2 separate regions of the Homo sapiens genome follow, and region 1 is linked to region 2. A link is an interaction called in ENCODE POLR2A ChIA-PET data of the cell type or tissue named here. Cell type or tissue: PC-9. All regions are shown on one strand. Links, peaks and the distances in the headings refer to the core of each region. The heading gives the core; the rest is flanking DNA.

The links. ChIA-PET counts read pairs that join two places held together with the same protein. Peaks named below come from ENCODE experiments on the same cell type or tissue, not always from the same donor. Only the 100,000 strongest peaks of a DNase experiment are listed, where the experiment ranks them.
Region 1: POLR2A ChIA-PET joins it to region 2 with 5 read pairs; 2 of 35 experiments call an interaction of 5 or more read pairs at or near these places.

Annotation. Positions count from the first base shown.
Region 1 is chr11:123,277,326-123,292,550 of GRCh38, reverse strand. No RefSeq gene overlaps it. Among named protein-coding and RNA genes, the nearest start is that of LINC02727, 30 kb to the left of the region's middle. RefSeq lists an enhancer at 2,923-3,424. In PC-9, for the core only: no CTCF peak of the experiment used is centred there; no DNase peak of the experiment used is centred there; H3K27me3 peaks cover 2,357 bases.
Region 2 is chr11:123,370,929-123,386,153 of GRCh38, reverse strand. It overlaps MIR4493 (microRNA 4493), which reads left to right and starts at 4,642; the gene lies at 4,642-4,714. It also overlaps a transcript of GRAMD1B not described here. RefSeq lists enhancers at 3,737-3,816, 3,977-4,056, 14,518-14,577 and a silencer at 8,519-8,813. In PC-9, for the core only: no CTCF peak of the experiment used is centred there; a DNase peak (open chromatin) is centred at 7,873; H3K27me3 peaks cover 131 bases.

The DNA.
Region 1 (15,225 bases), core at 4,637-12,636, 95 kb after region 2:
TAAGTACACACTATGACATTCACACAAGGACAAAATCGCCTAACCATGTACTTCTCAGAACGTATCCCTGTTGTTAAGCCATGCATGACTTTTATTCATTATATATGTGTGTATACCTATACATATATATAAACACATATGTGTGTATATCTTTATACTGCATATATATATATATGTTGTGTGTATTTATATATTTAAGTTGGTTTATATGAATTGAGTCAAACAAGTTTCAACCATTGTTTTTGGTGGATATGTCTTTCTAGTATCTTTTCTTTCTTTCACTTTTTTTTTTTTTAAGACGAAGTCTCACTTTGTTGCCTAGGCTGGAGTGCAGTGGTAGGATCTTGGCTCACCGCAATTCTGCCTCCCAGGGTCAAGCGATTCTTATACCTCAGCCTCCTGAGTAGCTGGAACTACAGGCATGCACCACCCTGCCTGGCTAATTTTTATATTTTTAGTAAAGAGAGAGTCTCACCATATTGGCAGGGCTAGTCTCGAACTCTTGGCCTCAAGTGACCCGCCCGCCTTGGCCTCCCAAAGTGCTGGGATTACAGGCGTGAGCCACTGCGACTGGCCTCTAATATCTTTTTATTTATGTCATCTGTATCTCTATTGTTTTCTTGCAGCTTATTTGTTGAAGAAGTTGACGCTAAGGGTTCTGTATAATCTATCACATTTCAGAGTGTGCTGACTATATGCCTGTGCTGTTCTTTAATATTTTTCTCCTTCCCCTGTATTTCCTATGAACTGCAGTTGGAGTCTGAGGCTAGATCCCATTCAAGTTGGATTTTTTGGTGAGGCTATTTTGCGGAGTAGTTGAGTACTTCCTGTCACTTCACAGGCGGAGATATAAGACACAAGCCATTTCTATTTGTGTGACATGACTTCCATCAGTGGATTCAGAATGTGCCAGTGAAATCCTTTACATGTAGAACTCCCCGCAGCCTCTTGCCTAATGGCTTTAGCAGCCATCCACGACTATGGTGGGTTTTTTTTAACACGTCTACCTGGCTAGATCAGACCGTATTTCCCAGAGTTCCCTTTTCCCATATGTTTCTGGCTAAGATGAGCTGTGGGGGGATTCTTGGGAGCTTTGGAAGATGGAAGTGAGGCAGTAGCCATTTGGTAGGTCACACATGCGGGGCACATCTGCTGGCCCCTCTGGTGGGCATGAGGCACAGCTGGCCTGCAGCTCCCTCACCTTCCCCTGCATACTCCTTCAGCTTCTCCCCAACTTGGGCTAGTGTGTGTGCTTAGCCCAGGACAAAGAGCCCTGGCTTCTGCAGGACACCCAGACCATCAACATCAGAGAACTGACATAGCTCTCAGTCCAAATTCATGAATTCCTGCTTGTTTTGCTCTCCACAATTTACATCCATCCCCCCGTTCCAGCTGCCTGCCCTGTAGACTTCAAGCTCTAGCCTGAAATTGGATGTTTTTTTATTACGGGTTGCAAAATGGTAATATTCTAGTTGTCATATTCCTTTTGCATTAATTAGCTGACATTTCTGAGTTACAGTCCAAACAGGAAAAGCAAAACGAATACTTACTTCTTTGCCTTCAGTTTTCTTCTTTACCAGTTTTCACAATGCGTGGGTTCCTTAGCATTTTACAAAGGTGTTCATTTAGTTGTATTTATTTGCACATTTTTTAGCATTATGAACTTGTAGATTTTAATATATTTGGTGTGGCATCGCAGTTATTACTATTATCATTATTGTTGCCATTATGTTAAAATTGTCCCATCTTTGACCAGTGGGAGAACACTGAAGTGGGCACCTGGATCTTTTTGATGGCAATGCTTGTGGTCAGTGATAGCTCCATGCTTTCCAGTACAATAGAATGTTCCAGGCCCCCTTCAATGTTTCCTGTCCCAGCCTTGAAATAATCATTTATCCAAGGAGGCATGGCTTTCTTGAGTTAGAAATTCTATTTAGAGAACACAATCTGAGGATAAGGTTATTATTTTGGGGTTAGTCATGGCTTGCAGGCGTTTTCAGTGAGCAGAGCAAGGAAATATGTTTATTTTTAAAGAAAATACATCCTAAGTACTTATTAATTTTTTAAATCCAATTTAAGATTACAGGATTTTCCACTTGACTCATTCAATTTTATATTTATATCTCTCCTCTTCTACTGAAAGACTTGGTTCCTAAATATGTTACCATAATTATTTATTTGAGGTACATATACACATGTATATGTGTGTATGTATATATACATATGTATATATGTACTTAGTTTCAGAATAATACCAATATAGTAATATATATTAATACACATATGTAATATGTGTACTGTAGTACTAATATAGTATTACTGTATAGAACACAATATATATATATTCTGAAACATATATACATGCTATGGTTTCGATATAGTTTGTTTGTCCCCACCAAATCTCATGCTGAAATTTGATTCCAATGTGGGAATGTTGGAGGTGGGGCCTGGTGGGAGGTGTGTGGGTCATGGAGGTGGGCCCCTCATGAATAGATTAATGCCTTCCCTCAGGGATGAGTGAGTTCTCTCTCTATTAGTTCTACTAAGAGCTGATTGTTAAAAAGAGCCTTGCTGGGTGCCAGGGCTCACACCTGTAATACCAGGACTTTGGGAGGCTGAGGCAGGCAGATCACCTGAGGTCGGGAGTTCGAGACCAGCCTGGCCAACATGGTGAAACCTCACCTCCACTAAAAACACAAAAATTAGCAGGGCGTGGTGGCATGCACCTGTAATCCCAGCTACTCGGGAGGCTGAGGCAGGAGAATGGCTTGAACCCAGGAGATGGAGGTTGCAGTGAGCTGAGATTGTGCCACTGCACTCCAGCTGGGGAGACAGAATGAGATTCTGTCTCAAAAAAATTAAAAAATAAAAATAAATAAAAAGAGCCTGGTACCTCCCCCACCCCTTGCTTCCTCCTGCCTTGCATGTGAACTCTGCACACGCCAACTCCCCTTCACCTTCCGCCATGACTGGAAGCAGCTTGAAGCCAGGCCAACTCCCCTTCACCTTCTGCCATGACTGGCAGCAGCCTGAGGCCACGCCAACTCCCCTTCACCTTCCGCCATGACTGGAAGCAGCCTGAGGCCCTCACCTCATGCAGCTGCCAAGTCATGAGATTTTCAACCATAAGAATTGTCAGCCAAATAAAACTTTTTTTCTTCATAAATTATCCAGCCTCAGGTATTCCTTTACAGCAACTCAAAATGGGCTAAGAGAAATATACTTAATAGTTTCAGAATAATAATACTAATATTATTAGTAATATTATAACTACTGAAAACAGTTTAAGATTTATTTACAATCCTATTTATCCTTTGGATAAATTCCTCTAAGATTGTACAGTCCAATTCCTCTGTTTTAAAGCAATTAAAGTTCACCTCATTCCTGTCAAGATGGCTACCATTAAAAAAAAAACAAACGCAAGTGTTGGCAGGATACGTAGAAATCAGGATCCTTGCATAGTGCTTGTGGGAATTTAGGGAGTGCAAAGTGGTGCAGTCTCTATGGAAAACAGTGTGGAGGTTTCTCAAACAATTAAAAATAGAACTACCTTATCATTCAGCAATCTCACTTCTGGATATTTCTCAAAAAAAATGAAATCAGGATCTCGAAGAGATATCAGCACTTCCATGTTCATTGCAACACTATTCACAATAGCCAAGATGTGGAAACAACCTAAATATCCATTGACAGATGAATGGGAAGCCAAAATGTGGTCTATACATGCAATGAAATAATATTCAGCCTTAAGAAAGAAGGAAACCCAGGGCCGGGTGCGGTGGCTCACGCCTGTAATCCCAGCACTTTGGGAGGCCTGGGCAACATGGTGAAACCACGCATCTACTAAAAATACAAAAATTAGCTGGGTGTGGTGGTGCACGCCTGTAGTCTCAACTACTCGGGAGGCTGAGGCACAAGGATCGTTTGAACCTGGGAGGCGGAGGATGCAGTGAGCAGAGATCACCCCACTGCACTCCAGCCTGGACAACAGAGGGAGACTCCATCTCAAAAAAACAAAACCAAAGCAAAAAACAAAAAACAACGGAAGGAAATCCTGCAATGGGTGACAACACTAATGATCCTTGAGAACACTATGCTGAATGAAGTAAGCCGGTCACAGAAGGACACATACTGCATGATTCCACTTACATAAGATATCTAAAACAGTGAAATTCATAGAATCCAAGAATGGAATTGTGGCCACTAGAGGCTGAGGAAAGGGGAAAATGGGGGTTAACTAATCAACTGGCATGAAGTTTCAGTCAAGCAAAATGAATAAACTCCAGAGAGCTGCTGTGTACAGCATTGTACATACAACCAGCAATGATGTGTTACACATTAAAAATTTGTTCAGCATGCAGATCTCATGTTAAGAATTCTTACCATAATAAAATAAATGAAAATAAAGTCATTGAAAGTATTTATTTCTCTATATTTAAACAATCAACCTGATATATGCTTAGGTTTATTGCTTTCGTTTTGTTTTCACTGTTTAGGGACTGCAGTTTCTTGTTCAATTTTATTTAACTTGCTTTTATAATTATATAAATCATTAGTATGGTTCCAAACTCAATATATAAAAGTAGGTTTTATAGGGGTGTAAAATATGTCCACAAATTATTTAATACACCCTTAAAAAGGCAAAGCCTGATTCCCCTCCCTTTGAGTGTGGGCTGGACTCAGTATCTTTTTGGTTTTGTTTTCTTTTTTAAATAGAGGCAAGGTCTTGCCATGTTGCCCAAGCTGGTCTTGAACTCCTGGGCTCACGCAATCCTCCTGCCTCAGCCTCCCACAGTGCCGGAATTACAACCACCCCATGTTCAGTATCTTGCTTCTAACAAATAAGATGCAAGTGACAGTATGTGACTTCCAAGACTAGGTCATAAAAGGCGTTTCAGCTTTCCCTGCTTTTTTTGGATAACTTGTTATAGAAGCAGCCATCTGCCATGTCATGAGGATGCTCAAGCAGCTCTATGGGGTCTGAGAGGTCCATGTGGTGAGGAACTGAGGCCTCCTGCCAACAAGGAAGCAACTCAGTTGAGTGACCCACTATGCAAGTGGGTTCTTTAGCCCCAGTCAAACCTTTAGATGACTGAGACTCAGACCAATGTCCTGACCACAATCTCATGAAATGCCCTGAGACAAAACCACCCAGCTAAGCAGCTCCTGGAGTCCTGACCCTCAAAATTTGTGTGAGATGCTACTATTGTTATTCTAAGCCACTAAATTTTTTGACTAATCTATTTTGTGGCAATAGTTAACAAATACAAGTACATTCAGACAAGTCTAGCCTATGTTCCTGCCTCCTCCATCCCCCCAAAGGTAACCAATTTTTTACTTGCAAGTTTGTCCTTCCCCTGATTTTTACTTTAAATATAAACAAATATGTAAATATTTCTATTATCCACCCTTTCTTAGAGAAAAGAGTATCTTATGTTCGCTCTTCTGAGACTTGCAGTTTTCAATTAATAATATTTACTGGAAATCATTTCCAAGCAAAATATAGAGATGGTCTGCATTCCTTTCAACAGCTGCTTAGTATTCCATTCTGTGGATGAGCCACAGATTATCCAACCAATCCCCTATTGGTGTTGTGCAATCCTAGGCTTTAGCATTGCAAATAGTGCTGCAATGCATTTGTCTTTTCATGGTTTTCCCAGTCTATCTTCAGAATAGGTTCTTACGTACACTCCTTTTTGAATTTTTTCCTATTGCCGAGGCTGTCATGAATCTCATTTCCCCTTTCTTACTTCAGAGTCTATTTCATAGAATTTAGCACTTATTTGCCTTTATTTTGTATTATTCTGAGTTTCCCATGTGTACCTTAGTTCTGTACTTATGAGGTTGTGCCGTGGTAGCCCATTTAAAGCAGCTATAGCTCTGACCTACTGCTGTCAGGATATTGGATTTAATGCTGAGCTTGCGGGGATTAAAAAATATCTAAACTAGAAAAGGAGGGGGTGGCAAGCAGAGGGGATAATAATAAGCCAAAATTTTTCAGCAGGTATGCCAAACACGAAACAACTCTTCTTGCAAAAGAGAGAAAAATGTAATTCTCCCCATCCCTATCAGGATGACAAGAAAGATAATGCTGATGTCAGCCAAAATCTAAGATACGGAATGAAGGGTACTCAGGTTAGAGAGAGAATTCGTTCCTAGGTTAGCCAGCAAAGCAGGCAGCAAACATCTTGCCAAGCACCCTGGCTGGAAGTATAGCCTTTGCAGAAAAAGATTATATTTAAAGCAGTGTTGCTATGAGGTCGCTACATATTATGCTACTGGTAAAGAATACTGACAAGCACATGGTAGTAATAGATCCTCAAAAAACCCCTGCTCACTGATCAGATTCTTAGCTTCAAATTTTCATCACAATTATATTCTTATCCTGGCCTTTCTCTTCTGTTTTCAGGTGAATTAAATGTCAGTGCATATGAGCCTTTATTTTTACAATAGATGAAATCCTTATAAAGTTGCACATAAATCTACTTTTTATTATCAATGATACAGTTTTTTTTTTTTTCTCTGAAACATGGTCTCGCTCTGTCACCCAGGCTGGAGTGCAGTGGTGTTATCATAGCTCACTGCAGCCTCAACTTCCTGGGCTCAAGCGATCCTCCCAAGAACCTGGACTACAGGTGTGCACCGCCACACCCAGCTAATTTTTCTAGTTTTTGTAGAGACGCGGTCTCACTGTGTTGCAAGGGCTGGTCTCAAACTCCTGGCCTCAAGCAGTCCTTCCACCTTGGCCTCCCAAAGTGCTGAAATAACAGGCATAAGCCTCTGCTCCTGGCCAACAATATGCTTTTATACACACAACGTGCAATTCACTGAAGATGCAAGTGCATGCCCATAATAGACAAAATTTCTAAATTTTAGAAATTGATTATTTAGTTGGGGAAATCAGGTACAAACCCAAACATGAAAGAAATCACTTCTAAAGGATTTGAGTAAGGAGTTCACTTGGGATACCACCTGCTGGAAATACCATTCAGAGGCTGGAAGAGCAAGTTGAACCCAGGGTTTTGATGATAGATAAATGGAGAAAAGGAAGGAAGGTTTTTGGCAGGAGTGGTGTGAGCTAAATTGGGAAACTGGTAATTTGCCATATTGTTAGATTAGCTGTGATGAGAGAGGGGAGTACATCCCATCTGAAAAGAGCATTTTTCAGCTGGAGAGGAAGAGGGTGGCATGGGAGGAAGAGGGATCGGCAGGAGTGTGTAGGGTTGGAGGCAGGCAAGCTGATTCAATGTCTGTAAACAGAATGGCATTTTTCACACTTCAGATTGGGAGTCCAATGACAACTGATCATTTCAGAGCAGTTTCATCTTCATTTCTTTTTTTTTTTTTGAGACGGAGTCTCGCTCTGTCGCCCAGGCTGGAGTGCAGTGGCGGGATCTCGGCTCACTGCAAGCTCCGCCTCCCGGGTTCACGCCATTCTCCTGCCTCAGCCTCCCAAGTAGCTGGGACTACAGGCGCCCGCCACTACGCCCGGCTAATTTTTTGTATTTTTAGTAGAGACGGGGTTTCACCGTTTTAGCCGGGATGGTCTCGATCTCCTGACCTCGTGATCCGCCCGCCTCGGCCTCCCAAAGTGCTGGGATTACAGGCGTGAGCCACCGCGCCCGGCCTCATCTTCATTTCTAATTGAAGTTTAATTCTACTTCAGCCCCAAGTGTCTGTCACCATTCAACTTCAGTACCTACGTATAAATACTGACAAAGAGTTGCCTTTCTATTCCTGTTAATCCTTTTTAGAAAAGTGAGGAAATGCTAAAAAGATAAACTAATGGCTGGTTAATTTGTTTCTGGCAAATTTCAGTCTTGCATTAGTAGGATTGCTCGAAGTGGGTCATGCCTGTATTTCCTCTGTATTTCCTCTGTGTGTGTGTAGAAGATAACCTACTCTAATGAGCTCCAGGCTTTTTTTTTTTTTTTTTAACCTTCCTTCACAATCAGGAAACATCCCCAGCCCCAAGACACTGGAGAATAACTGTAACTGTGATGCATCTCTCTGTGATAGACTGCAAAAGATAGCTCCCTTTTGCCCCAGGTTGCTTTTTATTTCTTTTCAGGAATGTGGGAGGGATGGAAACATCAGGGAGAAAAAACTTTTCCTCTACCCTTATGTTCAGTAACTAGAGGCCTGCAAATTGAACAACAGATTAACAGGAGAAAAAGCACGCAATGTTTACTAATATTTACATGAATGGGAGTTACTAGAAAAGAAATGAAGCTCAAAGAAGTAGTTAGAAGCCAGGCGCTATGGCTTGTGCCTGTAGTCCCAGCTACTTTGTAGGTTGAAGTGGAAGGATCTCTTGAATCCAGGAGTTCAAGTCCAGGAGGAAAGGAAAGAGAGAGAGAGAGAAGGAAGGAAGGAAGGAAGGAAGGAAGGAAGGAAGGAAGGAAGGAAGGAAGGAAGGAAGGAGAAAGAGAGAGAGAAAGATAAAGAAAGAAAGTAAGTAAGAAGGAAGGAAGGAAGGAAAGAAAGAAAGAGAAAGAAAGAAAGAAAGAGAAAGAAAGAAAGAAGGAAAGAAAGAGGGAGAGAGAGAAAGAAAGGAAAGCGGGAGGGAGGGAAAGAGTGGTTAGATTCTGGGGCTTACATACCATTTTAAACGAAGAAAAGGAAGTTTGAGTTTCAAGGGATGTGAAAGCAGGAGTAAGTGACTAAGAATATGTGGGAGAACTAATGGAAGATTAGAGTTATTTTAGTAAAGTTTTTGTATGCAGACTTCTCTCAGTGCCGACTCTCCATCTCTCTGATAAGAGTCACTCTCCTCTTCCTGGTGCCAGGAGAAGGGGACACCATCATTAGGGAAATTTATGCCACCTTCTCAAAGATAAATTTACGCCCTGCTTTTAGATGGATAAGTGAAGGGCAGGAAACTCTTGCTACATCTGTTGATCCTCAATTGCCTTTGGCTCAAAATAACCCTCCAAAAGTGGCATATTTGGGGGTGGCATATCCTGATCCTCTTCAGAAACTAACATGTATTGCATGCCTTTTTTAAGAGCTGTTTTTTTTCATGCGCCACCTCATTTTATTATTACAGCAATCCAAGGAGTTGTATTAGTCCCAATTCACAGGTAAGAAAACGGAGACCCACAGAAGTGAAATAGCTTGCTTAAGATTACAAGTGAAGGCCAGGCACGGTGGTTCACATCTATAATCCCAGCATTTTGGGACGCCAAGGTGGGCGGATCACAAGTTCAGGAGTTTGAGACCAGCCTGGCCAACATGCTGAAACCCTGTCTCTACTAAAAATACAAAAATTAGCCAGGCGTGGTGGTGCAAGCCTGTAATCCCAGCTACTTGGGAGTCTGGGGCAGGAGAATTGCTTGAACCCAGGAGCTGGAGGTTGTGGTGAGCCGAGATCACGCCATAGCTCTCCAGCCTGGGCAACAGAGCAAGACTCCATTTTTGTGGGGGGGGGGGGGTTGGGGAGAAAGATTACAAGTGAATAGGAGGCAAGGCCAGCAGCAAACACACTTCGGTCTGATTTTAAAACCGAAGTTCTTTCCTCCATCCCACAGCACCATTCTTCCCTTGGAGGGGGAGTTGTAGATTTGCAGGCAGGAAGGGAAAGACTACAATGTTTGAAGAGAGAGGGAGCGATAAATAAACGTTACTTACTAGTAAGGGGAAGAATTATGAAATAGTGCTGCTACAGCTTGGCTCTGCACTGCCCTTAAGTTGCAAAGGTTGGTTGTTGCTGGGAGATGAGGCTTTTTCCCGCATGGGGTTATTTGTTGTAGAGAATCTTTGAACCATATCACTAAATCACAATTACTGCTCATGCTATGAAGCTTTGCTTCCTGGAATGAGCCCGTGCCCTCAACTCATTCTTCAAGACTCTGCACAGACATCCACACTCCTCTGAATCCTCTCTTAGTGCTTTTCACGTGGAGTCTCCTCGGTCTACCTGCAACATTTGGGAAAGGATTTAGGTGTCAATTCTAAAAAATAAGCCATCTTGCCATTAGACAGTCAGAAACCTGTGTAGCCTCCCGAGTCCTCTGTTAAAGATTCCTGACCTTTTCTTGGTGGTTTACTTTTCGACAAACTGGAGTAAGTCCGACATGGATGAATGTCTGGAAGTCCTTCCCTTCTCTATTCTTTTCTCTATTTCTCTTCTTTATGCCCCTACATTCTTCTCTGTCTTGACCATCTGTCTGTCTTCTCTGCCAAGACCCCAACTCTATCCTAGAAGCCAAAAGCGAGCTTCATGAAGTCGATTGTCCTTGCCTTGCTGGGGTGGTAGCAGTGTGGTTGTGGTGGTCTCTGTGCCTGCTCTCGGTAGGGCAGCCTCTACAATGGTGCCTGCCCAGCTGGAGGCCCTTGGTAAGGATGCGCTGAGTGATATAAACACAGGGACTATCCCTGGGGCCATTCAGATTCTTTAGATTGGAAAATGCGCTAGACTTATAAAGGTCTCTTACTGTTTTGTGTTTGGGTTTTTTTGTTGTTGTTCTTCTTGTTATTCACAATAGTTCTGACCTCTTAAGACACCTTTCAAATGTCACTGCAGAGGGCATGTGTAGTTTTGCTCACACAGTGGCATTTACTGCCCCTTTGTCTTTTCACAATGTTCAGGTTTTCTTCAGGGAACAGGAAACCTACCGTACTCCAGTCTCAGCCCATGGACTTTGGCTAGAGCTTTGTTAGAGAACAACGTTCCTTTGGCTGGAGCCCTTACCACGTACTGCTCACCCACGTGTCAGCCTAGAAGCCCTCTTCCATGCCAGCTCTTTCTTTTTTTTTCTTTCTTTTTTTAACTTTAAGTTTTGGGATACATGTGGAGAATGTGCAGGTTTGTTATATAGGTATACACGTACCGTGGTGGTTTGCTGCCCCTATCAGCCCGTCATCTAGGTTTTAAGCCCTGCATGCATCAGGTGTTTGTCCTAATGCTCTCCCTCCCCTTGTCCCCTACCCCCCGACAGGCCCTGATGTTTAATGTTCCCCTCCCTGTGTCCATGTGTTCTCATGGTTCAACTCCCACTTATGAGTGAGAAGATGCTGTGTTTGGTTTTCTGTTCCTGTGTTAGTTTTCTGAGAATGATGCCTTCCAGCTTCATCCATGTCCCTGCAAAGGACATGAACTCATTCTTTTTTATGGCTGTATAGTATTCCATTGTGTATACGTGCCACATTTTCTTTATCCAGTCTATCATTGATGGGCATTTGGGTTGGTTCCAAGTCTTTGCTATTGTAAATAGTGCTGCAGTAAACATACATGTGCATGTGTCTGTATAGTAGAATGATTTATAATCTTTTGGATATATACCCAGTAATGGGATTGCTGGTCAAATGGTATTTCTGGTTCTAGATCCTTGAGGAAGTCTTCAACAATGGTTGAACTAACTTACACTCCCACCAACAGTGTAAAAGTGTTCCTATTTCTCCACAGCCTCGCCAGCATCTGTTGTTTCCTGACTTTTTAATAATAGCCATTCTAACTCACGCCAGCTCTTTCATAAAGCTTTTCTGATCCCCCTACCACAATGCCCACTGTTGGGAGTCAACTTTTCTTCCTCTGCACTTAGAGAAAATATTTACATCTTTCTTATGCCACCTGTATTTTTATGTTCATTGTATCATATCAATTGTTATCATGTCTGATCTCCTAGAAGGCTGAGATTGTAGACTTTAACAGTTAATGTCCCATTCATCTCTGCAACCCTATTATATGCTAGGGCACAATGGCATAATAATAGGTGCTATGTAAATATTGGTTGAGTAAATGATGCTGTGAGAAAACGTATGGATGAACAGATTATTATAAAAATAAATGAGATTTGGCCAGGCGCGGTGGCTCATACCTGTAATCCCAGCACTTTGGGTGAAGGGGCGGCCTGCCCCTCCATACATGTGGGTATTTCTAGTCGGGTGGGACGAGAGACTGAGAAAAGAAATAAGACACAGAGACAAAGTATAGAGAAACAATAGTGGGCCCAGGGGAACGGCGCTCAGCATACCAAGGACCTGCACTGGCACCGGTCTCTGAGTTCTCTCAGTTTTTATTGATTATTATCTTCATTATTTCAGCAAAAAGGAATGTAGTAGGAGAGCAGGGTGATAATAAGGAGAAGGTCAGCAACAAACATGTGAGCAACAGAATCTATGTCATAATGAAGTTCGAGGGAAGGTACTACGACTGGACGTGCACGTAAGCCAGATTTATGTTTCTCTCCACCCAAACACCTCAGTGGAGTAAAGAATAACAAGGCAGCATTGCTGCAAACATGTCTCGCCTCCCACCACAGGGCGGTTTTTCTCTCATCTCAGAATTGAACAAATGTACAATCGGGTTTTAAACCGAGACATTCAGTTCCCAGGGACAGGCAGGAGACAGTGGCCTGTGTTTATCTCAACTGCAAGAGGCTTTCCTCTTTTACTAAGCCACCTCAGCACAGACCCTTTATGGGTGTCGGGCCGGGGGACGGTCAGGTCTTTCTCATCCCACGAGGCCATATTTCAGGCTATCATATGGGGAGAAACCTTGGACAATACCCAGTTTTCAAGGGCAGAGGTCCCTGCGGATTTCCGCGGTGCATCGTGCCCCTGGTTTATTGAGACTAGAGAATGGCGAAGATTTTTACCAAGTATACTGCTTTTGTTAACAAGGCACGTCCTGCACAGCCCTAGATCTCTTAAACCTTGATTTCATACAACACATGTTTTTGTGAGCTCCAGGTTGGGTCAAAGTGGCTGGGACAAAGCTACGAATTAACAACATCTCAGCAAAGCAATTGTTTAAAAGTACAGGCCTTTTTCAAAATGGAGTCTCTTATGTCTTCCCTTTCTACATAGACACAGTAACAGTCTGATCTCTCTTTCTTTTCCCTACACTGGGACACCAAGGCGGATGGATCATGAGGTCAGGAGATCGAGACCATCCTGGCTAACATGGTGAAATCCCGTCTTTACTAAAAATACAAAAAAAAAAAAAAAAATTAGCCGGGTGTGGTGGCGGGCGCCTATAGTCCCAGCTACTCGGGAGGCTGAGGCAGAAGAATGTTGTGAACCCGGGAGGCAGAGCTTGCAGTGAGCCAAGATCACCCCTCTGCACCCGAGCCTGGGCGACAGAGCGAGACTCGGTCTCAGATAAATAAATAAATAAATAAATAAATAAATAAATAAATAAATAAATAAATTAAATAAATAAATAAAATAAAAATAAAATAAAATAAATAAATAAATGAGATTTATGTTCCTATTTCCTTCTTCTTGAATGATGGCATTTTCCATTACCTTCAATAGGTCCCTCTTAAGTAAGCTTTCTGGGATTCTAACATTTATTAGTAAGTTTATGAACAATGACCTCAAGGAAAATTCCAAATCATCAAAATGGAGCATTTCTATTCTATTAGCAGAGCAGTATTATACAACTGTAATGTTAAGGCATTTCACAATCTGAATTCATTATTCATTCATTCATTCAACAAAATACATGGAGAAAGATAAAATAAGTATAATATATGCTTCCTGCCCTTTCAATCCATTTAGGAAAACAACAGACACACTAATTAAAAGTTTACTAAGACAAGGCATCTGAGGACAGATCTCTGTGAAGGCAGGGATCAAGGAAAACTTTACGTAAGAGGGATTGACCAAAACATTTCAAGCAAATTATGATTTGAAGGTTTATGATTATTTCAAGTACTGCCATGGGACTCCATGCTCATTTGAAATTTTCTGAATTTGACAACAGCCTTCTCTAGCCTAATAGGAGATTGAGAATAATTTAAATGTCAGTAGAACTATTTTTATATTTATATCAAATTTATACCCTATAGTTCTGGCTTGGTGTAGCGGCTGATGCCTATAATCCCAATACTTTGGGAGGCTGAGGTGAGAGGATCACTGGAGGCTAGGAGTTTGAGACCAGGCTGGACAATATAACAAGACCCTATCCCTACCAAAATAAAAATAAAAATAATTTTTTAATTTAAAAAATATCTGTAGTTCTACATTTTCCTTGCCAACTTGCCCAGATAAATCTGAGAAACCATTAAAAAATGATTCATTGTCTAACAATGCAGTTGTCATCAGATCACAAGCACATGGTCATTAAGGTGAGGGGCTCTGCTCCCAAGAGGAAAGCAAACTCTTTGGATCCATCTCAGATGCTGGGTTCTGATGCTGTGTTGTCTGTTTCCATCTCTTTCACTTCTCCATCATCTAGAGGTTTCCAGTTACCAACTCCAAGCTGGAAAGACACTTGGAAAATGATTTCATGTCATATGCTGCAACATGGATAAACCTTGAAGACATTAGGCTAAGTGAAATAAGCCAGTCATGGAAGAACAAATACTGTATGATTCCACTTATATGAGGTATCTAAAGTACTTCAATTCACAAACACAGAAAGTAGAACGGTAGTTGCCAGTAGCTGGAGAGAACGGGGAAGGGAGATGATGTGGTTTGGATGTTTGTCCCTTCCAAACCTCATGTTGACATTTGATGTCCAATATCAGAGGTGGGGTCTGGTGGGAAGTGTTTGGGTCATGGGAGTGGATCCCTCATGAATGTCTTGGTGCTGTCCTTGTGATAATCTGTGAGTTCTCTCTCAATTAGTTTTCTTGAGAACTGATGTTGAAATGAGCCTGGCGCCTTTCTCCCCTCTGTTTCCTTCTCTCTTGCCAAGTGATGCCTGCTCCCCTTCGCCTTCCACCATGAGTGGAAGCTCCCTGAAGCCCTCACCAGAAGCTGAGCAGATGCCAGTGTCATACTTCTTGTACAGCCTACAGAACCACGAGCCAAATAAAGCTCTTTTCTTTATAAATTGTCCAGTCTCAGGTATTCCCTTATAGCAACACAAATGGACTAAGGCAGGGGAGTTGTGTAAAGTTTAATAGATACACAGTTTCAGTTTTACAAGATGAAAAAGTCCTGGAGATTGGTTGTACAATGATGTAAATACACTGAACACTTCTGAACTATACATTTGAAAATGGTAACATGGTAAATTTTACATTATGTGAATTTTTTAAAAAACCATAATTTAACAAAAAATCGTTCCATCTCATCCTCTGCCTTCAAACTGGACAAAAGTTTGATGTGTCCCAAACAGATGGGACCCTTTTGTGTGCTTAATGATCTTGAGAAAATACTGCACCATCTACTTCCTGCCACCGTACATACAAGTGCTCTCACCCCTCTCTATGGGGTTTCCTATTTGGATACACCAGAATGCCTTTTGGGCAGTGTAGTCTCTTTCCAAAC
Region 2 (15,225 bases), core at 2,923-10,922:
GAATCTCACTTGACAGATGGGAAAACTTAGATGTGGAGAGAGGTTTAATAACCTGCTCAAGGCCCACATCTAGGTAAAAAACTAGAATTCCAACTCAAATCTGTCAAACTTCCAAGCCTATACATATGATGTTCTCTTATTCTAGAGTATCTGCCTGACAGAAGTGGACAGAGAAGTGAGAAAGTATTTTCCCGTCCCTCCTTTGGCCACTTCACAAAGCATAATTATGAGGCCTGGGAAGGGAACAATAGAAGCATATGCAGGAAGAAGCATCATTACACACACACACAGACTCACAGTGGCACAGGGAAGGACCTCCGATCTCCAGCAACCAATGGGACTCATCCCATGACCACAATAAAGGGTTCTTGGGTTAAAGTTGTAATTCAGTTCCACAAACAACAATCTATGAGGATGGATATGCCATGGTCCCTGCCCTCAAGAAGCTTTGCAATACTAAGGGGGAGAAGAGGGGTATAAAGAACCAAACTCACCCACACTACAAGGCAGAAGGGAAGTGCAGTGGGATAGGTGACTCTCCAGGCTTGTGGGGCTGGGAAGGGCCTCCAAGTGAGTAGCAGTTGACTTGAGACCTAGAGCATAAATATGTTCATGGGCAGTGGACAGGAAAGGTATTCCAGGATGAAAGGAAAGAAAGAACAAAGGTATGAAGGAAGGGGAGTCAAGAAGGAAGTGAGGAGGCTGGAAACGATGTTAAAGAATTTACACAGTATTCGGTAAGCACCAGGAAACTAATGACGGGTTTGAGAGGAGTGAGGAGAATGGCATGGTCATATCTGCTCAAGAACAATGAGGATGATTGATTAGGAGGGGAGGCAGTGATCAAGGTAGAGTTAAGGAGAGCTTGAGCTCAGCAAGGTCTGAGTAAGGAAAACTGCAGAGACAAAATGGTCAGAATGGGGTCATTGATTGGACTGGGGGAAGGAAAATGTAAAGATGAAGCTATCTTAGGTTTCTCTCCCACAATACCAGAAGAATTGGCATAGTGTAAACTGAGCTGAGTATCACAAGCAAGTGGAGAGGCTTTTGGAGAATGAAGAAAGAGAAGATAATTCCAGGTCAGATGAATTGAATTTGAGGTATCATTAAGTTAATCATGCGACAGTTTTCACTGAACTACTGGAAACATAAGCTAGAGTAGGGTTCTGCAAATTATGACCCGTGGGATGTGTGTTTTTGTAAACAAAGTTTTATTGAAACACAGCCACACCTATTAATTGATATTTTATTTATAGTTTCTTTTGCTTTACAGTGGCAGAGCTGAGTAGTTGTGATGGAGACCATATGACCTGCAAGCTAAATATATGGACTATCAGGTCCTTTAAGAAAAAGTTTTCTGACCCATGATCTAGAGTCCAAAGAAAGAGGTCACAGATGTCTATGTGGGGAGGATATAGTTGAGAAGCAGGCTAAGAGAGTTACCTTGGAGGAATAAATTTTAAATCTATTCTTCATTCAAGTAGTATTTGCTAACACTTTATATCAAGCACTGGGACACTGGGTTCAGTAGTGAGAATAAAACAATAAACAGAACAGATAAAACCCCTGCTCTCCTGAATGTTACAGGAGGAGCAACAGGAAGAAACAGTCAAATAAATAATCAATTACTAGCAACATCTACACTTGTGTGCAAGAAAGAAAACATAAGTGACTAGAGGGTTTAGGGGAAGGGGGTTACCTGGGCAGGAACACTGAGAACCAAGAAAATACAGCAGCACAAAGACCAAGGAGGAAGTGTATTTCAAGAAGAAAGACATAATTGGGAATGTCAAATGCTGTGAAGCAGGATGAGGTCTAGAAATAGGCCACTGGATTTGGCATTTGGGAAATTAATTAGAGACTGCTGAGATCATTTTTGGCACAATGGTAGAAAACAAACAAATCTGCAGGGGGTTGAGAAGTCAAAAGGTGGTAAGACACTTAGGGCAATACATGTATGCTGATTTTTAAAGATGAATGGATGGGCCAGGCACAGTGTCTCATGCCTGTAATCTCAGCACTTTGGGAGGCCAAGGCAGGTGGATCACTTGAGGTCAGGAGTTCAAGACCACCCTGGCCAACATGGTAAACCCCATCTCTACTAAAAACACAAAAATTAGCTGGGCGTGGTGGTGCATGCCTGTAATCCCAACTATTCAGGAGGCTAAGGCAAGAGAATCACCTGAACCCAGGAGGTGGAGGTTGCAGTGAGCTGAGATCGCGTCACTGCACTCCAGCCTGGGCAACAGAGCAAGACTCCATCTCAAAAGAAATGAATAAATAAAAATAAAAATAAAGATGGATGGATAGATGCATTAATGGACAAATAGAAAGAAATATATATTCATATATATATATATATATTCATGAAGGGAACAATAGCCAAAATATAGAAGCTAGAGAAGAATTTAGGTTGGGAGAGAGGTTTCTTTGTTAACATCAGGGAGATGTGTATTTAAGAAATAAAAACGAAAGACCCACTAGAGAGCAAAAGATTAATGATGTAGGAAAGAAGAAGGAATTCGTGAAGCAAAGTATAAGAGAAAATGAGTAGGTGTGACCGACAGCCCAGGTGGTGGATATGAGAAAAATAGCCAGTATTTATTGAACACTTAACATGAATGAACCACTATACTGGGAGATGAAGATACTGACACAGATAAAGATACATAGTCTTTAATTCTTATATCAACCTTGCAAGGAGTTTAACATTACCAACATTTTACAGATGAGGAAACTGGAACTTGCAAGGTTAGTAACTAGCCCAAGGCTCACATTCAGTAAGTGGCTGAGCTAAAATTTCAAGCTAATATGATTTAGCTCCATAGCCCATGTACTTTCCATTTAATCAAGATGCCACACATTGGAAACTAGGTTCTTCCCTACCACAGGGAGAAAGAAGCAGAATAGGTGAAATGAGAGAGAGAGAGAGAGAGAGAGAGAGAGAGCAAGACTCTGAAGTAGGAAGCACTCTTTAAATTCAAGTCCAGGTCAGCCCCAGTTAATGCCTGAGTGTTCTCACAGTAAGATTTTACCCGACCTACCATTACACATTCAACTCTGGATCCACTCTGCATGTGTAGAGTAGATCCCCCCATCTTGCTACACAGCCCCACAGCCCCATCTTGCTCTGTGACCCAGGAGGCTGGCCCTTCTGAGAAGTGTAACCAGTTCTCTTGCCTTCTGGCTTCTGGTTGGGTCCTGCCAAGGGAGGCACTGGCTGGATACAGGAGGGCAAGAGGAGAATTGGGACAGGGGCTTGTCCCTCAGCTTCTCCCTTGCTACTTTCCTGTGGATTGACTGCATCTCTGCACCCAAGGCCACAGCTCAGGTCAGGTGACCTCTCTTGCCTCATTTATCCTTTGCTCCATTTATCCTTTGCTGATATCCCTTAACTTTACCCACACCTTTAAAGAGAGTCCCTTTCTTAAACGCCCCCCATTACCCTATCCGAGTGTGCCATCTGCATCCTGCCAAGTCCTGACAAGCCACATGATCACCTATATTCCTGGATGCTTTTTCACAAACGCATAACATAGTCACCCACATTCATCCACTTTCCCACACACTTAAATATCACACTCCTATATGCAAATCAAGCAACTGCAAGGTCTTCAGAATGGAAACACTGAGGCAGTTTTCACAATATAAGAGAGTTCTAAACTGAACCTGAGAGTTCAATGCCAGTTTAAACCTCAGAGCCAAAATAATTTAAAAATCAATGATGCTTAATTATGGACCTTCGTGTTCTCAACTCCTCTGAAATCCCCTAAAAAAAACAAGTTCTGGATTTGACTGGCCTAGGTACAGAAGTGGGGAGAAGTGCACCAGATCTAAATCCACAGTTAGGCTCAGGTTCAAAGCTCTTCCCAGCGCTGGTCTTGAAAGGGAGGCCACCCAATCCTTCTGTTATGATTCACACTCTGTGATTAGGAACCTAATTTAAAATATTAATTTATTTTTCAAAAAGATAATGAATGAAATCAGTATCCTCAGAACTGCTGCTTCCTTGAACTCCCTTCCCCCCAATCCCCAGAAAAATCCCCTAGCTTTTCTACTGATATCATTCATTTATTCTGGGAAGATGAAACCACCTCAGTTTCACTTTTAATGTGTAGTTTCTTTCTCAGGCTCTGAGCTGCAGGAGTAGGCACTTGCTGGTCAGAGGAGGCCTCCTTTTCCCAGTATAGCACTTTCCACAGTGTGGGTAAACAGAGCAGTAGGTGCTGCCACTAACACTTACCCCACCCCAAGCCTCCGGTCCTAGCTGGCTGACTTCAGGCTAGTCGCCACCTCACTCTTGCTGTCTGAGCCCCTGTTTACTTCATTTGCAAGGTAATAGGTCTACAACAAATCAGTAGTTTGCAATTTTTTCAAGTATGGGATTAATTTTTATCATTTAAAAAAATAGCATAGTTCCAAGAGATGGTGACCACGTTGATGTATTTGTTCCCCAGGCAGCATTCAGTGCACACATGGCCTCTTAGAGCCTTTGCTGTAACTCTGCAGTCCTCCAGGAACCTTCAACCTATATATTAGAACCTCGACTCTGAATCCCTTCCAGTTCCAGCATGTTAATTTGCTTATATGCATGCCTAAGACCTGCCATTCATATAAAGACCGGGCATACAAGAATCTCAACCAGAGATGGGAAGGCCTTCCGGTGATTATCACAGCCATGCCTTTACCTCCAGAAGGCCTTTCCATCTCTGTCTAATAAGAGGAAGACAATGCTGGTAATTTGGGACCCAGCTCTCCTAACCAGGACTTGTCTCATGACGCAATAGGGAGAATTGGATTGCCATTAAGCACTTCCCTTTTCCTGGGAAACACACCAGATTTCAGGTTTTCTGCAGATGCCAAACAACCCACCCAGCAGCAGCCTCTTCCTAGAGCCCGGACTCTCAGGGCCATCGTCACCACCATCTGTTCTATCCTAAGACAAAGTTCTGGGGGCTCCTGAAGCATCTTATAGAGACAGACCCAAGAGCTGACCCAGGAAGAGTTGGAGAGGGAGTTGGCGGAGGAGTGAGGGAGACACTCCCAGAGCCCCTCAGAAATGAGCAAAGCTTGTGTATCTCACCTCTATTCAAGAATCCCCTACCTCTGATCAGGGGTTTCCATGGAAACCTTATGAGTTCTATCTATAGGAAGAGAAAAAAAACATGAAAAATAAGAAGCACCCTGAGGTATGTGTGAATTAGCTCCAAGGAAGGTACGTAGAGAAGAAGGGAGTGGGAGCTCATATGGGAAGAAAAAGAGGTGGTCATTATCCTGATACATAAAAAAACCAAACTGTCTCCAGTCCCAGAATGAGGAGGGAGATGGGGTGGACAGGCAGACATGAGGCTGTGGGGGTGCACTAGCATGTGTAAGCAACTACGTGGACAAAAGGGGACCAAAAATCACCATCTGAAAGGATCTCAGGCCAAGAGATCCAAAGGAGGAAGGACACAGGACAGGAGGCAGAGAGCAGAGCTGCTGGCCGTGTTGAAACGGCGGTGGGCAGCAGCCTCCTATTCTCTTTATCACCTAACGCCAACTACAAAGGGTCCATCCGTCTATCACCCATATTTGCAGGTTTGAACACCTCGAAACCCAAGCCTTAATGAAAGTCATAATAAAGTCCTAATAAAAGTCATAATAAAGTCTCTGGAGATGTCTAGTCTATTTTTGTCTTATAAAACTGCAACCTTTTGGGTCACTTGCAAGGAAGGACTCTGCTAAACTCTTTTTCCTCTAATCTTGATTTCAGATGAAGTTTTAATGAGGACTGAGTATCTGAGTTTTAAATGTCATACAACTTGCTTTTTAAAAATAGACCATGAGGATCAAAGACCTAAATGTAAGAGCTAAAACTATAAAACTCTCAGAAGCATTGGCATAAATCTTTGTAACCTTGGATTAGGCAGTGGTTTCTTAGCTATGACACCAAAAGGACAAGCAATAAAGGGTGAGTGAACTGGACGTCATCGAAATTAGAAGGTTTCGTGTTTCAAAGGATACCATCAATAAATGAAAAGACAACCTGATGAATTGGAGAAAAGTTTTGCAAATCATATATTTGACAAGAGACTTGTGTCTAGAATATATAAAGAACTATAACTCAATAACAAAATAATTTTTTTAAAGCTGGAGAAAGGACCTAAATAAACATTTCTCAAAAGAATAGATACAAATGGTCGATAAGTACATTTAAAAATACTGAACGTCATGAGCCATCAGGGAAATACAAATCAAAACCACAATAGATAGCACTTCATGGCCACTAGGATGGTTATAACATAAAAGACAGATGATAACAAGTGCTGACGAGGAGATGGAGAAGTTAGAACCCGCATATATATGCAATATACTTACACTGAATGTAAAATAGTGCAGTCCTTTGGAAAATAGTCTGGCGGTCACTCAAAGTGTTTAACATACAGTTACTATATGACCCAGTAATTTCACTTCCAGGTGTATATCCCAGAGAAATGAAAACATGTCCACACAAAAATGTGTGCACTAATATTCACAGGAGCATTACTCATAATAGCTGAAAAGTAAAAACAACCCAAATATCTATGAGCCGATGGTTGGATAAATAAAATGTGATATTAACCATACAATGAAATATTATTCGGTAATAAACAGGAATGAAGTGATGATAAATGCTAAAACATGGATGAACTTTGTAAACATTAAGTGAAAGAACACAGAAGGCCAGAATTAAAGCTAGAAGATAGAAGTTTGTTTTTTTTTTAAGATATCTCAACAAAAAGCAGTGTCTCTCTTCACAGCCTGAGCTTGCCCTACAATCCAATGGCCTGCCTTGTCAGGTAGGCATCATCCGTCAACGAAAGCATTCAAACTGAAAGTCTTCCTGGGATGTTGCAGATGCCATTTGAATAATTAGATGAGGTTGGACCACATGTCTTATTGGGTCCCGTTCAAATCAGAGAGACTGTGAATCTGTGGTTCTTTTCTTCTCTCCCTTCTAACCTATGCTTCCTGCTGCAGTAAGCGAGAATTTGGGAGACATTCCTAAGGTATAACTCATTATTTTTACCTCATTCCATCCCTCTAACTTTAACCCCTGATTTAACTTTAACTTCTTCCTTATCTCCATCTTCCCTTGTTCCTCTTTAGACTGACACTGTACAACTCCACATGCCCTGCCAACTCCCATCAAAACTGGGGTATGTAAGAAGCCTCAAAAAAGAAAAGAATAACAAGAGAAGACTGAACACAGGTGGCCTGTCACACCTGTTACATTTAGATGTTAAATCCTATTGCTCTTGTGCATGAGAAGACTCTAAGCAGAAAAATAATTTAAAAATTAATGAAAATAAAATAAATACTGTTGCTTGCTTGGTCTGGGATACATGCAGATGTTCACTGAACTGGCTGAACCAGATTCACATGAATTACCCTCAGAAGGGCCTACATATGCTGTAATCTTTCTGCATAACACTCAACCCTTGTAACATATTCAGTGGCTGTTTTCCCTGCTTCATTGGTTTTTCAAAGGCCGAACCATGACAGTTTTGGTCTCTGCTATATCCTTGGGGAGGCACTCAATAAATAGTAATCAAAGAATTTCTCCTACCATTTCCCCATACATTCCAGACTGCTTGAGATTATACTCATGAAAGTCCTGCTTAAAACTAAGCAAAAGACAACCTGATGAATTGGAGAGAAGTTTTGCAAATCATATATTTGATAAAAGCCTTAGACAGTGCACTGGACTTCAGAACTAGTAGGAATGTTAGAAAACACCTAGCACAACCCTTCCATTTGACAGACTGAGGGCCAGAGTCATGAAATATTCAGCTAGGGAGTAGCAGAGCTGGGAATTTAAACTAGTTGTTCTGGTTTCTGGGAGACAGATTGCCATAGGCAGTAAAAAAAATGCAGGCTTTGAAGTCAGATCAACCTGGGTGCCAATGCAGGTCTTCCTCTTACTAATTCCACGGTCTTGGTAAGTTAATCAATGTCTTCAAGCCTCAGCATCTTCAGAAGTAAGATAGCACCTTCGACTACCTCCCTGGTGCAGAGAAAACGCTTAATAAACAGTAGCTTTGATAACCATTACCAAGTCCAGTGTTCTGACCACTAGAACACATAGGTCCTTGGCTTTGTACCTGTGGACACAGAAATATACCTATGCTAACAGGGAAAAAAGGACAGAGTGTGCTGAGCACCTTTCCATACTCAGTCTAAAACACAAAGGAGCCACATAGAAGGTGGCAGAGCCACTGCCATACACACACATGACCACTTTTCAGCTGGAAGCGCATGGTGGTGGAAGGCGATCCATTTCATTTGAGTTTGAGATCTTTTGCAAGTCTTTTCTTTAGATGGCTAATCTTTCTCCTCAAGTTCCTAGTTCAGGGTCTTCCATTGGAAGAATAACAAATGGAGAGCCACTGGACCTTCTAAGTGTATATTATCTTCCAGCTCTTCTGAATGTTACTTGCAGGAAGAGGTCAGGGAGCACGTCTAGTTCAGAGATTTGTCCTCTTGGGTGCTCAATAAAAGCAAGCAACAGATAAACAGAGCAGGACAATAGCCACCCTTTCCCTTCCAGCCGGCCTCCTTGTCTCCCCATCTGCTGCTTTTGATATTCACCAGGCCTGGCGCTGGCTTCCTGTGCATCACAGACCCCTTCTCTTCCTTGGTGATGTTACTACTGAGTTATACTCTGGCGACTGCTCAACTCTGTTTCTCCTAAGGAACTTTCCTTTTTCCTGCACCCACCACGCATTTTGCTCTCTTTGCTCTGATGCTTTATCCACCCAGAACATCTCATCAAACATGAGAATGATCATTAAGTTCACATGAGTGAGATAAATTCCTGAATTAATTTGGTTGCTGATGTTTTTAAGCATTTATCTTTGGATTTTTATGCCAGCTACCATCTCAGTGCCAGGTGTACAGACAAGAAAGAGGAGATGCTCCCAAGATAAATCAATCTAAAGGAAATGCAATAATATTGTCTTATTGGATCTATTTTTTAGACTGTCAGAAGAATTCAGAAGCTGAGCAGAGGAATGTTTAAAGGGAGGTGTAATTTGTCAAAGTCAATACTTGTGTTCTTTTAGAGTAGTTCTTGGAGATTATTCAGGCAGGCGAAAATGGATGGGAGAGAGAAGGATACTGCTGATTAATACACGTAGAACTCTGTACTTTTTATGGGTTTAAGATTGGCAGAACTGAACCACAGAACTAATTTCACACCTGTTACTTTAGTTAACTAGCAGTTACTGAGGTTTCCAAAAGCCCATGGCAATTCTGAACTCAGCAACTACTTGGATCACAGAGTGGGCAAGAACAGCAACCCAGACAACCACCGTGGGAGGAAAAATTCAAATTCCAAGGACTTGGTCCCAGTTCTCCCACATCCCTTATCTGAGAACTTCCCTGTTCCTTGACCAGATGCCGGACAAAGGGGCAAGATTTGGGCAATTAAAAGCAAAAAAAGGAATCATGCCCATATTTGCAAATGAGAGATTGTCTTTGCGCTTAAGCTGGTTCTCCTTAGGGATAGATGGAACTAGAGTGATATTTATCTTGCTCCTGCCTATCAGGATTTCAATTCTCAAGTCTCTTGAATCCATGCTAAGATAGTTCCGATTGTCTGTATCAGAATTCAAAAGCCATACCTTAAAAGTAGGATGCCTGAAAACCTTCACTGACCCCATCTCCATTAAAATAGAGAACATTCAAAACAATTTATATTAACAACGGAGAAGAGGCAGTACACCTGGTTCCCGTAAACACTATGCATCAATGTTCATTTACTCAACACATTTTCATGAGTTCTAACTGTAAATAAAGCAGGATGCAAAACTGTACACACCATCTGATTAGAAGCATGTAAAAAAGGCATTATTTCCATGCTAAAAACTAGAAAAGATTAGAAACCTTAGTTATATTAAGAAGGTAGTACTATGGGTGATTGCCCATTTCTTTTAAACATTTTTCTAACACTGCTATATTGCTTTGATTTTTTTTTCAAGTTTAGAAATAAATCAGTAAGATTGATATACCAAAGCTGGTCTCTTTCCTTCTGACATATTGGCCAGGGAAGAAAGGTCAGAGCCAGAACATACTCCAGCCAAGTGTGCGTAACTGTGAAGTTAAGAGAAGAGGCTGCTGACCAAATGCCAATGCCCAACATGTTTGCATGAGGCAGGCCAGCCAGACAACTCTGGAAAAAAAAAAATCTACCTTTTCACCCTTCTCTCTTGTTCTTCCCCCAGAAACAACTTTAGATAGCAGGCGCTCAGTAAATATCTGAGGGCCAAATAGATGAGTACACGAAAACTTCTTTCCTGAATAACTGACTCTTCATCTACCCCATTCCCATCATTCTCCAACCTTCAACAACATGACATGCCTTGTACTTCCTCATCCTTAGGATTTGTTCACATCACCTCCCTGGTGTGAAATGTGTTTCTTATTTATTTTCCATCTATATAAACCTTGCCCAGTGTTCAAGGCCCAGTGTGACTCTCACCTTCTCCAAACTTCCTCTTTATTCATATAATATTTACTATGCTCCACATACTTGGCATCTAGTACATTGCTAGTTATCTTTTAAATGACTTCTTGGCCAATAACACTTAAAGCCATTTGGGGATGGAAAGTAACTTATGCTTTTTTGTACCCCAACCCCACAAATCTAATATAGCATCTTACAAAGAGGAGATGCCGGATAAACAGTTTCTGATTTCTTTGCTTGCTTGTCTCTCTCTCTTTTTTTTTTATTTAATAGAAACCAGATGTTGCTATGTTGCCCAGGCTGGTCTCAAACTCCTGGCCTCAAGGCATCCTTCTGCCTCAGCCTCCTGAGTAGCTGGGATTAACAGGTGTGAGCCACCACGCTGGTTGATTTATTTGTTTAATATGACATAGTTGTGTTAAAAGCTCGGGCTCTGAAATCAGACCTAGATTTGAACCCCAGATCTGCAAACCAGTAAAAATAACCTTAAGGAAGTCTTTTAGTCTCCCTAATCTTAGTTTCCTCCTCTCTAAAATTGGGAAATTAATAATACTCACTTATTAATGTTGTAAGTTAAGTGAGATCATGAAGATACTATCCTTAGCAAAGTGTTTGGCACATAGTAAAAGTTTCAATAAAAGATTTTTAGTAAAAAAATAAGTAAAAGATTGTTAGTGACGATGATGATAAGGATGGTAAAGATCATGTTACTTCCGATATGTTAATAGATCAGACCTGGATCAATGCCAAGGTCAAATGAACATGCTTTGTTGAAACTCTGTGACTACTTTGCTTTTTGTGACATTGGGGAAGACAGACGCCACACTGCCCCTGCCTCATGGCAACGCAGCACCAGAGTCTTAGATTATGTTTTAATATAGCTCATTCCTAGGATTGCTTCTCCTACATCTGTCACCGCATGACCCAAGCACTCAGCCCAGAGTGAAAGCTCATTAGCCCTACCCTGAAGTGAGCTAGAAATAAAAGCAGAGGGTCGCTGTCTATTGCTTTGCAACAATTTAACCAAATAGCAGACAAGTACACTAGGAGGCTGTTATCAAAATAAAACTCGAAGGCTATAATGCCTGTAGGGTCAGTGATCTCAAGGATGCCAAGGCTGTTTTTAACTTGCCCTTCCTGCATTAGACGTGAGTTAGGCTGCTCTCAGGCTTTTATTCCAAAGATAGTAAGTCTGTGGTTAGAAATCTCTGGACCTTAATGATACCCATGTTTGAGAGATGGCTCCTTGAAACTCTGGACTGTGGTTGCAGTTAAAAGTTCAACAGAGACAGGGTTTATTATGAGAGAGGAAGGGGGCTATAAGTAGTAATGTCTATTTTGCATTACCATTCTTTGTCTTCAAGACTCAACAGCAAAATGGCCTACCTCATAATACTAGGCTCAGTTTGACTGGGGCAGGGGAGAATGAAACAGATACAACACAAAAGTATTTGATGAGTGATTTAAGAACAGACAGAAACACTAATATAGATAACAGAGAAACAATCCACACTACAAACACATCATTTATAACATTTTGGAAGCAGTTAATAGCATTTGAACAGACCAGGAAAATAATCAAACCATAGGTACCATTGATATATTGAAACACCTACCGCATCTCACATTTCTCTACACGGCTAGCATGTCTGAGTAGCTAGCTACTCAGTAAAGCTATTAACATGGATGACTACATGGCTGTTAACTGATAGTTTATCCAGATGGGATTCTCCCTGGGGAAAGCAAAATTGGAGAGCCAAATAATTAGCAAATAGAAAACAATCCTCCAAAATGACCACACATGCTGTATAGCTAAACTAAGGGATCTCAAGCTCTAGCAAAGGAAGCCTATCTGATTTTGTTTAGGGTTTCACAGAATAATTCATTAACTCCTATTCTAGGGAGGCAGAGGGGTGACACTTTCTTAGAGGACTCCCTTAATTTTCTTACAGCAATTTAACTGGTTCCTATTCAATTTCTTGTTCATAGTCAAATAACCTTCTCCCACCTAAGTATGTAAGACATACATACACCTTGGAGATTTCCTTCTTTCAAAGAATGTTTTATCCTCTTCCACTATGCCTTTTCTGCAAAGTGACAAAAATCCCAGAGTTAGGGACATTTCCTTGGTCCCTGTTTCTGCATCAATAAACATCAAATCTACCAAACTGACTGACAAGGCCCTGAGCAGTGACTTGGGAGAACTTCTACCTTTTCTGAAAGGGAACGCCAGAGTTCTAATAGCACTGATTCAGTCTCCTCTTCTGGGCAGATCACAGAGAGTCTGTGCCATACCTTGGTAGATCAGAAGCCAGGTAACAGTTGACTGGCCATCAGAAAAACCAGTGCCCGTGCTATCTAAATCTCATCTACACCCCCACACCCTCCAGCTGTAAGACCAGGTAAACCTTACTGCTGCTCAACACAGTTTTAGCCTCTTTGTTGTATAACAGACCAGTGAAATTTTAGGGTAAAAAAAGCTCTCAATTATTATTATCATTATTTTATTTATTTATATATTTTTTTGAGACAGAGTCTCACTCTGTGGCCCAGGCTGGATTGCAGTGGCACGATCTCGGCTCACCACAACCTCTGCCTCCTGGACTTAAGCGATTCTCATGCCTCAGCCTCCTGAGGAGCTGGGATTACAGGTATGTGCCACCACACCTGGCTAATTTTTGTATTTTTGGTAGAGATGGTTTTCGCCATGTTGGCCAGGTTGGTCTTGATCTCCTGGCGTCAAGTGATCTACCCAACTCAGCCTTCCAAAGTGCTGGGATTACAGGCATGAGCCACTGCACCCAGCCAGAGAGCTCTCAATTATTAACACAAATCTCTGCCTGTTAACAGAGAGTGACATATTATAAATAATCAGGAGATTAATTTTTATTTGCTATTCATATGCATATGATATTAAAATGTGTGGTGGTAAAACAAAATTTACCTGCTCGAATTATTTCACCTTAAACACACACCCACCAGAAAACGAGGGAAGGAGGGGAGAGATTTGGTGGGTACTGATGAAAAACTTTACAAGATATTCTGCTTGTAAGGCCAATGGAGAACCAGAATACTTTACATGTTGCCCCACAAGCTGTCCCCTAAATGAGAGCACCATTCCACACCACCTCTGAGTCCCCTTCTCCAGCAACTAGAGGGTGGGGCTCCTCCCCAGAGAGCTGCAGAGCATTAAATTCTGTATCAGGAGATGGGGGTGCTAGTCCCAAACCTACTCCCAGACAGTTTTCTGAACCTGGATGAGTGATTTCCATTTTCTTGGTCTCTTTTTCTTCATCTGTAGAAGTTTAAATGAGATGAATCTAGGTTCCTAAATGGCCAGGAACATATAAAGGTTAAGCCATAAAGGGCAACTGAGATCCTAATTATTAGTATTTCTTATCTAGAATTCACCATAAAACCAAGTAACAACTGAATCATTGGGACACTCTAACAGATTGTTTTCTGTATAATCGTGTTTGACGTCTAAATTGAAGTGCTGGGTAATTACATTTAGTCTCCTACTGTAATAACAGTGGAAGAAATCAGAACCACCTGTAAGGCAGGATAACAGGTTGACAAAGAAAGGACATTTGAAAACCTTGCTTCAGTGCTCTGTAATCAAAGCAACAGGCAGATAAAACACAACAGAGATTTTTTTTTTCCCCTGATTTTTAAAGCTCTTTTTGGATGATGTCAGTTGTTCACAGATACCTAGAGACCTGTGTTCTTTTGGTATTTGTATGTAGAACAGAGACATGCAGCTCCACCAAACTGCAGATGTTAAAATGATCCAACACCTAGATACAGGGGGAGCTTGAGGCTGAGCCTGGGGTAAGGACAGAGAGTAAGGATAGACAAATCATGGAGAACTCTAGCAAGACAAGCCAGAAAGGGCCAGAGAGGCAGGGCTCTCACGTGCTGGTGCTCTTCCCTGCATGACAGAAAGATCCTTTGTCTGCCTCAGCAGGTTCATCCTATGCCTGGCACCTGGTGACAACACTTGTAAAAAAGCATGTGTCTGTGTGGTGAACCAACCCCACAGAATATGCATGATTGGATGAAAATGCAAACCATGATATTAATTGGCTGGAGTGGAGGTATGGGGAATGGCCTAGAAAATTCACTTCATGGGCCTAAAAGTTCATAAAGTGAGAGATAGGAACTGTCCTCTGGAAGAGACAAATTTATTGTAAGGCATTGTGACATAAAATAACTCAACCTTTAAAAAAAAATTCTGTGGTTTAAACCTTCAAAAGTCCAAGGTAGAAAAGGCTCACAATTATAGGTTTTAGAAGCTTTTCAAAACACCTATTAGCTGGGCTCTTTTCCTGTACATAATCATAAGACCTGGCAGACAGGCCGTGAGACCTATCTGATTCCAGAGAGGCCCACACTAACTAATCCAAGATGGTGGGGATTACCCAACCTGGATTTTTACAGCCTTTCTCAGTCACCCTCTCAACAATTCAACAGCTCCATATTTTGTTCATGTAAATAAGACCAGCGTCAGTTTAAAGTAGGTGGTCACTGACATGCATCCTGCTGAAGCCACGTTTTCTCCAGTGTCAGCCTAGAATCTTAAAGTGCCTCTGAGATCTGTCAAGATCTCAATCTGCAATCCATTGACATTTCTCATTCAATTCCTCCCTTAAATCTCTTCTTCTATCTCATCGTTCTCCCAGTTTCAGGCACCTTCTAGCTTTACTCTCCCCTGGGTCTCACCAGCATGCTCAGCG